Linked DNA regions of Homo sapiens: region 2 is linked to region 1. A link is an interaction called in ENCODE POLR2A ChIA-PET data of the cell type or tissue named here. Cell type or tissue: B cell. All regions are shown on one strand. Region 1 overlaps TAF1 (TATA-box binding protein associated factor 1). Region 2 overlaps OGT (O-linked N-acetylglucosamine (GlcNAc) transferase).

Evidence for each region. Peaks named below come from ENCODE experiments on the same cell type or tissue, not always from the same donor. Only the 100,000 strongest peaks of a DNase experiment are listed, where the experiment ranks them.
Region 2: POLR2A ChIA-PET joins it to region 1 with 7 read pairs; 4 of 35 experiments call an interaction of 5 or more read pairs at or near these places.

The regions. Positions count from the first base shown.
Region 1 is chrX:71,409,117-71,414,116 of GRCh38, reverse strand. The region is part of intron 28 of TAF1 (TATA-box binding protein associated factor 1); the gene reads right to left. Among named protein-coding and RNA genes, the nearest start is that of TAF1, 45 kb to the right of the region's middle. In B cell, no CTCF peak of the experiment used is centred here; no DNase peak of the experiment used is centred here.
Region 2 is chrX:71,536,587-71,541,586 of GRCh38, reverse strand. OGT (O-linked N-acetylglucosamine (GlcNAc) transferase) reads right to left here. Exons shown (of 22, transcript NM_181672.3): 3 at 3,515-3,758. Among named protein-coding and RNA genes, the nearest start is that of OGT, 6.0 kb to the right of the region's middle. In B cell, no CTCF peak of the experiment used is centred here; a DNase peak (open chromatin) is centred at 176; H3K27ac peaks cover 3,226 bases.

The sequences.
Region 1 (5,000 bases):
CTCTCTTGTACATAGGACTACAAGGGAAGAATGCAGACAATCAAATGTGTGGTTGTAGGAGATGAGGCTATAGGTAAAACCTGCCTCCTCATCAGTTATACAACAAATGTCTTTCCTGAGGAGTATATCCCCCCACTGTCTTTGACAATTATAGCGTCCAGACATCCGTGGATGGGCAAATCGTTAGCCTGAACACGTGGGACACTGCTGGCCAAGAGGAGTATGATGACTGCGAACACTCTCCTAACCCCAGACCAGTATCTTTGTTATTTGTTTTTCCATTGGCAACTTAGAATTTCCAATTTATGGGACTTGGTTATCTATGAGTATGGGGAAGTGAAGATGGAATAAATTATGACTATGATTTCTAGGATGTACAACTAGATAGACAATCAGACAATAAGTTGCCAGTTGGGCAATGAAAAATGGACATGTCTGGCAGACAACTAGAAGCACAGGTATGGAGCCCTGAAGAGAGGTATGGGGCTGGAGATAGTGATGTTAACAGATATATTATGGCTGAAGTAATGAGAATGAAAAGGCAAGGAAATGATTCGAGAAAGTATTTCTGGAAAAGGGAGAAGACAGTATCAAGGAGGAAAAAGTGGTCAATAGTGGCAAATGCACAAAAGTTCAAGAATGGTATTTCTAACCATATGCAAAAATTTTCAGCATAATTAGTCAATAGGGAAATGCAAATCAAAATTACAATGAAATACCACTTTACACCCACTAGGATGGTTAGAAGGAAAAAGATAGACAATAACAAGTGTTGATAAGGATATGAAGAAACTGGAACCCTTATACACTGCTGGTGGGATTACAAAATGGTGCAGCTGCTCTGGCAAACAGTTTGGCAGTTCCTCAAAAAGTTAATTAAACATAAGAGTTACCATGTGGACTCAGCAATTCGGCTCCTAGGTACAGACTGAGTATCCCTTATCTGAAATGCTTGGGACCGCAAGTGTTTCAGATTTCAGGTTTTTTAAGAATCTGAAATATTTTGGAATATCTGCAAATATGTGAACATCCCTAATCCGAAAATTAGAAATCCAAATGCTCCAATGAGGATTTCCTTAGAGCATCAAGCAGGCATTCAAAAAGTTTAAGATTTGAGCATGTCAAGTTTTTGGATTTGGGATGCTCGATCTTTATATACCCAAGAGAAATAAAAACAAGTGTCCCTTAACTGTCTTACTTGCCTGACAAATAAAAAAAATTAAAATTAAAAAAAGCAAATGCGTGGTTCATGCCTGTAATCGCGGAACTTTGGGAAGCCCAAGCGGGTGGATCACAAGGCCAGGAGATCAAGACCAACCTGGCTAACACAGTGAAACCGTCTCTACTTAAAATACAAAAAATTAGCCAGGCGTGGGTGGCACGCGCCTATAGCCCTAGCTACTTGGCAGGCTGAGGCAGGAGAATCGCCTGAACCCAGGAGGTGGAGGTTGCAGTGAGCGGAGATCGTGCCACTGCACTCCGGCCTGGGCAACAGAGCAAGACTCTGTCTCCAAAACAAAAAAAACCCCAAATGTCCACACACAAGTCTGTACAAAAATGTTCACAAAATGTTCACAGATGCATTATTTGCATTAGCCAAAATTATAAACAATCTAAAGGTCCATCAATTGACAGACAAAATGTGGGGCATCCATACAATGGAGTATTACATGATTAAAAAAAAATGAGGTTGGGCACAATGGCTCATGCCTGTAATCCCAGCACTTTGGGAGGCCAAGTCAGGAAGATCGCTTGAGCCCAGGAGTTTGAGGCCAGCCTGGGCAACATAGTGAGACTCTTGTCTCTACAAAATAAAAAATAAAAATTAGCCAGGCATGGTGGCATGCGCCTGTGGTTCCAGCTACTTGAGATGCTAAGACGGGAGGATTCCTTGAGCCCGAGAGGGTGAGGCTGCAGTGAGCTATGACTGTACCACTGTACTCTAGCCTGGAAAACACAGTGAGACCCTGTCTCAAAAAAAAAAAAAAAAAAAACCAGGAATGAAGTACTGATACATGTTACAATATGGATGACATGTTAAAACTGACCACTTTAGCCAGCCGGGCGTGGTGGCTCATGCCTGATTTAATCCCAGCACTTTGGGAGGCCGAGGCGGGCAGATCACCTGAGGTTGGGAGTTCAAGACCAGCCCAACAACATGGAGAAACCCCGTCTCTACTAAAAATACAAAATTAGCCGGGAGTGGTGGCGCATGCCTATAATCCCAGGTACTTGGGAGGGTGAGGCAGGAGAATCGCTTGAACCCAGGAGGTGGAGGTTGCGGTGAGCTGAGATCACGCTATCGCATTCCAGCCTGGGCAACAAAAGCGAAACACCATCTCAAACAAACAAACAAACAAAAAACCTGACCACTTTAAATGGTTAAACTGCATGGTACGTGAATTATATTTCAATAAAGGTGTTTAAATAAAAGGTTACTTCTGAAAGGTGGCCAGTGGATCCAGCAATTAGGATGTAGCTGGTACTTCAGCAGAAGACAAGTGCAGGGTTGTGAGGCATAAACAGTAAGTGAAAAAGTGGAGAACAGTATATGGAGCATGGTGGTTAAGAGTACAGGCTCTGACGTTAGATATAACTGGATTAACATCTCTACTTTATCTTTTTTTTTCTTTTTTTTGAGACAGAGTCTCGCTCTCTCGCACAGGCTGGAGTGCCATGGTGCGATCTTGGTTCACTTCAACCTCCACCTCCCAGATTCAAGTGATTCTCATGCCTAAGCCTAGTGGTGGCTCATGCCTGTAATCCCGCCACTTTGAAAAGCCAAGGTCAGTGAATCGCTTGAGGCCAGGAGTTCAAGACCAGCCTGGCCAACATGGTGAAACCCTGTCTCTACTAAAAATACAAAAATTAGCCAGGCGTGGTGGGGCGCAGCTGTAGTTCCAGCTACTTAGGAGGCTGAGGCAGGAGAATCGCTTGAATCCCAGAAAAGGAGGAAGTTGCAGTGAGCCAAGATTGTACCACCACACTCCTCCAGCCTGGGTGACAGAGTGAGACTGCTTCAAAAGAGAAAATCAGCCGGGTGTAGTGGCTCACGCCTGTAATCCCAGCACTTTGGGAGGCTGAGGAGGGCAGATCACCTGAAGTCAGGAGTCCGAGACCAGCCTGGCCAACATGGCAAAACCTCATCTCTACTAAAAATAAAAAAATTAGCCCGGTGTGGTGGTGCATGCCTATAATCCCAGTTACTCAGGAGGGTGAGGCAGGAGAATCGCTTGAACACAGGAGACAGAGATTGCAGTGAACCAAGATCGCAGCACTGCATTCCAGCCTGGGCGACACAGCAAGACTCCATCTCCAAAAAAAGAAAATCACAAATGTAGATTAGAAATGCCCCTAAAAGGCCGGGTGCAGTGTCTCATGCCTGTAATCCCAGCACTTTGGGAGGCCGAGGCGAGTGGATCACGAGGTCAGGAGATCTAGACCATCCTGGCTAACACGGTGAAACCCTGTCTCTACTAAAAATACAAAAAATTAGCCAGGCGTGGTGGCTGGCGCCTGTAGTCCCAGCTACTCGGGAGGCTGAAGCAGCAGAATAGCATGAACCTGAGAGGCGGAGCTTGCAGTGAGCCAAGACAGCGCCACTGCACTCCAGCCTGGGTCAAAGAGCAAGACTCCGTCTCAAAAAAAAAAAAAAAAAAAAAGAAAAAAGAAATGCCCCTAAAGGTAAAGTCATCTTCCTCTTTTATTTTTTTTTTTAGTACATGTGCAGGATGTGCAGATTTGTTACATAGGTAAACGTGTGCCATGGTGGTTTGCTGCACACATCAACCCATCACCTCATCATAAAAAAAATAAATTTTTTTAAGCTATTTAAACACTACGGGCCTGTATGTTCATCTGGAAAATGAGGGTTATAACAGTATCCATTTTAAAGATTTCTTATGGTGAAATAAAGAAAAGAATGCGGCCGGGCGCGGTGGTTCATGCCTGTAATCCTAGCATTTTGGGAGGCCAAGGTGGGTGGATCACAAGGTCAGGAGTTCAAGACCAGCCTGGCCAACATGGAGAAATCCCGTCTCTACTGAAAATACAAAAATTAGCCAGGTGTGGTGGTGGGCGCCTGTGATCCCAGCTACTCGGGAGGCTGAGGCAGGAAAATCACTGGAACCTGGGAGGAGGAGGTTGCAGTGAGACAAGATGGCGCCACTGCACTCCAGCCTGGGCGACAGAGCAAGATTCCATCTCAAAAAAAAAAATAAAAAGAGGTAATATGAGTTGGTCTGGAAATATAGGGAAGAAAGGCATCCCAGAAAGAGAGCAAAGACTGAGAGAGCAAAGACTGCAAAGTCATGAAGAAATGATAAGGGATATTTTGTGAAATATAATGCTGAGTGTGGCAGGGGTCGATAGTGGGTATGGGAGCCAGTTATTGGAGATGGAAAGTAGATAAATGGGTTGGGCCTGCTTGTGAAAGGTTTTAAAATTCACGTAGTACTACTATCCCATGTTTACAGATGAGAAAACTGAGGAGGGTATGAGAAGTTAAATAACTTGTCTATGGTAACTCAATTAGTAAGTGCCAGAGCCATGATTTACACTCTATCTGTACTCCGAATCCCTACATTTATATCTGTGAATCTGTGCTCAAGGATGCAAATGGAAACCAGAAAACCTTATCCTTTACATGCAGAAGCTATACTGTTTCCTCTTTTTAAGACACAGCAACAGGCCAGGCGCAATGGCTCATGCCTGTAATCCTAGCACTTTGGGAGGCCGAGGTGGGCAAGATCGGTTGAGCTCAAGAGTTTGAGACCAGCCTGGGCAACATGGCAAAACCCCATCTCTACCAAAAAAGTACAAAAATTAACAGGGTGTGATGGAAAGCACCTGTAGTCCCAGCTACTCAGGAGGCTACTGGGCAACAGGAATGAAATCCTGTCTCACAAGGGAAAAAAAAAAAAGACAAACAGATTTCTTCCTCTTTGTCTTCTCAGCTTTTGAGCAAAGTGAACATGTAACAGCACCTCTAACAAATTTGT
Region 2 (5,000 bases), 130 kb before region 1:
GTCATAAGCACCCACTCGAGGAAATCTTCTGATTAATACTCTCCAACAATTATCATCCAAGGAACTTACACCATTTTTTCCTTTACGGGTCAGGTCCTGTCTTATATTATAACCCGCAACTTCCCCCACAACACATCTCCCCATTTCCTAACAAAGCATTGTATGCACAATAAGCACTCACATATTTAAATGTGACATTTGCACAGCAACCTTAACAAAAAGCAGAACAGAGAAGAATCGAAATATACAACAGAAAGCAGAACAGAGAAGAATCGAAATATATGGTTTTCTACAGTGCAGCTGTATAAGAGAGGCTCAGCAGTAACAAGTAACAAATAACATGACAGGAACACACATGATGGCCAGGATGCCAGCAGCTCTCCATTCTGTGCATCCACAATCAAAGCACAAGCAACAATTCAACAACCTATAGATTCAGAAACAGACCTGTTTAAAACAACTCAGGGTTATAGCCGTTACAGAAAGGACAATTTTATACATAATTTGCAAAAGGAATTGCCAGGTATAGGCAACTCTAGTGAGTCACCATGTCAAAGAACATGTGCTGTCACTGCAAGGTGCTATCTGCAATAACACCTTCAAATACAACAGACTGCCAGGCACAGTGGTTCACGCCTGTAATCCCAGCACTTTGGGAGGCTGAAGCAGGCGGATCTGTTGAGGCCAGGAGTTCAAGACAAGCCTGGCCAACATGGTGAAAGCCTGTTTTTGTAAAAATACAAAAAATTAGCCAGGCATGGTGGTGGGCACCTGTGATCCCAGCTACTTCGGAGGCTGAGGCAGAAGAATCGTTTGAACCCAGGAGGCAGAGGTTGCAGTGAGCCGAGATCGCGCCACTGCACTCCAGCCTGGGTGACAAGGGCAAAACTCCGTCTCCAAAAAAAAAAAAAAAATGACAGACTAAAATCTTACCAAAATTATGAAAACACCCAACATTATAATTATAGAAGATAATTCAGAATGAAAAAAATGAGATAGCTGTCTCAAAGATAATTTCTATAATCAAGTCACAGAGAACAACTTCTAAATTGACATATCTATTAACTTAAAAAGATAAACACTGTTGAAAACAGTTACCAAGGTTACCAAAGATACCACCTTAACATTCTACTCTTTCACTGCTGCAAAACCAAAATAACCTGAGTTTCTTTAACCATTTTTCATAGAATGCCAACTACATCTATGATTCAGGTACACAATGTACTAATGATGCATTTAAGCACTGTCAACAAGAACATAAGGAACAGACGCAAGGTTCTACCAGTACTGAACTGACAACGGGCATTTGACAGTAAGTTTAAATCTAGTTAAGACTTTAGATATCCTGAAATAAATTAAAATATGATCACTATGGCATGTTTAGTTGAAATCAAGGGAACTTGCACAATCCCATTTTCATTCTTATTGGTAAAAACAGTAATAAATAAGTAAAGCAGCACCTTCCACTAGAAGAAACATAGAACCAGATGACAACACATGGCCATTCAATGCATTCAAGAGGTAATCCCATGATTTATTTTAGTACTATCTCACTTCCTTGGTAGGGTACAACAATAAGCTTCCTGCTAACAGCAGGTTAGATATTAAATAGCAAGGTTCCATCTCTCACTTTAGTTTTCCTTCTCAGCATAGTCCTACTGCTTGGGTACACTATCAGTAGCAATGACTGCTCTGCTACACACATAGGCAACTGGAAACCTGAGCCAAGGGCATTAGAGTTAAAGATGGCAAGAACCACAGCTGTGTAAGAGGGTACACTATCAATAAGAGTAGAATCAACCTGATTAATAAAGGTAAAGAACTTACTGTGACAACTGGGTACAGAGGTGAGCCCTGAGCCCTGGGAAAAATGGGGTCCAAGGCCCAGTGGCAGTACATACCAGGCTCCCTAAAACTTTATGTGGGTAACTAGCTAGATTAGTATTGCAATAAAACTTACAAAAAGTCACTCAAATGTACATATATATACACTGAGTGTCTCAGAAAAGATAGACAAGAAATTAGTTTCATTTGCTACCTCCAAGAGTGCTAACTGGAGGTATTCACTGTATCCATTCAAAAACCAATAAATTTAGAAGCTGGGTGTGGTGGCACACACCTATAGTCCCAGCTACTCTGGAGGCTGAGGCAGGAGGACTGCTTGAGCCCAGGAGTATGAGTACAGCCTGGGCAACATAGCAAGACTCCATCTCTTAAAAAAAAATGTTTTTTAAAGCAATGGATTTTCTAAAAAGGACACGTTTAAACTCTCAAAATTAACTACAAAAATTGTTAATAGATATCATCATGAGAAGTGACTTCGGATCTTTGAACAAACTACTAAATTTAGTTTCAGTTTCCTAACCAAAAAATAAGGGACAGCAAAATATGATCAATGGTTTTTTAACTGTGCTCAAGGGCTGCTTTGATGGGTGAGTGCCCTCTGGGCACATCATCCCACTTTTATTTCTTTTCACTTCAACATTTGCTTTGAGGATATTCAGACTCAGGTTTTAATATCTATTAATACTTCATTACTAGCTTTGTCCCCATGAAAGCCACATAACCCTGAGTCCATGGTTTTTTTTTAATTGATAAAAATCAGAAATAATATCATCTATTTTGAAGAATTATTGTGAGGATTAACTAAGACCAATCATTTAAAGCTGTCAGTAGAGTGTCTGACCACACAGACTTTCAGTAAACGGTAGCTAAAATAAACTATTAGCCATTTCCAGGTTGGTTACAAAACTGAATGTTGACAATGTAACTTGGGAACTTTTTCTAGATTTCTATAACCCCACTATCATTTACCTCTTAAGTTTACATCTACTTTCTCTAACTACATCATAAGTTCTGAGGGAAAGTCTTATGTTTTTGTATCTTTCGGAGATCCTAAACACAGTATGAATTTAAGGTCTGCCAGCTGAGCCTTACTTGTTCCCAGAACACATCTGCAACTTAGACAAAAAAAATTTTTAAACTAATCAAAAGCCCAGTATAAGTAGTATCATCTAAATTCTATGACTTCTAATTACATTGAAAGAGAAGAGAATAGGATATTGAGGAAGAAATTTTGTAGCCTAATTTTCACATCATTCCATATAGTGGCATCTTGTTTCAAACTATTTTATATTACAGATTTTACAGATTAAGACCCATTATCCACCATTCCTTGAAAATCAATTAACTTGCAAACACTTATCAGAATTTATCCAAAGTTAATCACAACAGAAAAAAGTCATGTGCTCTGTACTTTATACGTGTTATTTTAAAATTGATGTAGTTTCTTGCAATAAGAATTTTTATGCTTTTTAATATAACTTGCTAAATAAAACAAATATTTTAGCATAACGCAGACCAGCTAAAAGCAATTTCACCATTTTAAGTACATACGCATTTCTAAACTTTTGACTTTATTCCATGTGAAAACCTACTTTAGTGTCTGAAATATCACACTATGTTTCTTTCTGGGTTTCTAGGAAGGGAAAGTAACCATTAAAATTTTACTCACAGGATTGTACTGAAGAGCAGAGACGTAAGCTTGTACTGCCCCTTCCATGTCACCCGCTGCTACCAAGGCGGCTGCCAGGTTAATATAACCATCGATGAAATCAGGTTTGAGACGCAATGCATGTCGATAATGCTCAATTGCCTCCTGCAACTGCCCTCTTTCCTTGTACACATTCCCCAAATTCGAATAAGCTTCTGCCAGAAGGGGGTTCTGTTTAATTGCCAGAGTGCTAAAGTGAGCAGATCTGGAAAAGGCGACAAGTGTTAATGCATGGGTATGCACGTTACAGAAAAGAAGGTATGGCCCATATGCAACTCAAACAGTTTGAGATCTGTGCTATTGCTCATTATATAATACCTTATCTTTTAACTAGTGCATAGCAAGAAAAATTTGGGAAATCAAAGATTTTCAAAAGTGGAGGTATTCTAGATTTCAAAATGAAAAGCTTTTTCTTATTAAATAAAATTATTGGCTGGGCGCAGTGGCTCACGCCTGTAATCCCAGCACTTTGGGAGGCTGAGGCGGGAGGATCACCTGAGGTCAGGTGTTCGAGACCAGCCTGGCCAATATGGTGAAACCCCGTCTCCACTAAAAATACAAAAATTTAGCCACGCATGATGGCAGGCGCCTGTAATCTCAACTACTCAGGAGGCTGAGGCAGGAGAATCGCTTGAACCCGGGAGGCGGAGGTTGCAGTGAGCTGAGATTGCGCCACTGCACTCCAGCCTGGGTGACAAGAGCAAAACTCCACCTCAAAAAAAAGAAAAAAATTCTAACTAGAGTCTTGTTACAAAACTACCACATTGGCCGGGCGCGGTGGCTGATGTCTGTAATCCCAGCACTTTGGGAAGCCAATGCGAGCAGATCACCTGAGGTCGGGAGTTTGAGACCAGCCTGACCAACATGGAGAAACCCCGTTTCTACTAAAAATACAAAAATTAGCTGGGCGTGGTGGCACATGCCTGTAATCCCAGCTACTCAGGAGGCTGAGGCAGAAGAATCGCTTGAACCCAGGAGGCAGAGTTGCAGTGAGCCGAGATGGCGCCGCTGCACTCCAGCCTAGGCAACAAGAGCGAAACTCCGTCTCAAAAAAAAAAAAAAAAAAAAAAACCCACCACATTGGAAATCATGATCATTAAGATAAAAAATGGAAAGCTATGTGCACGAGTCTCATTTTCCATTTAAGATTTAATGATGCACATCTTTAAGTGTCTAAATATGCCAGAATAACAATTATTAAAAGGACAGGAACACAAATTCTTCCCTTTTGATTAATTCAACTGATTAACTAAAAGCAACACACCATAACAACTTAATGAAACTCCAGGTATGCATCTCCTGCCACAGCATACATAACCATCATTTCTGAGCATTTCAGTCCCTCAAACTGACAGGTCTCATGAAAGGGAGACTGGATGCTCAGATATACATTGATAATAATTTATTACCTGAACAGAGTCTAGAAAGCAGCAGACCCAGATAGAAA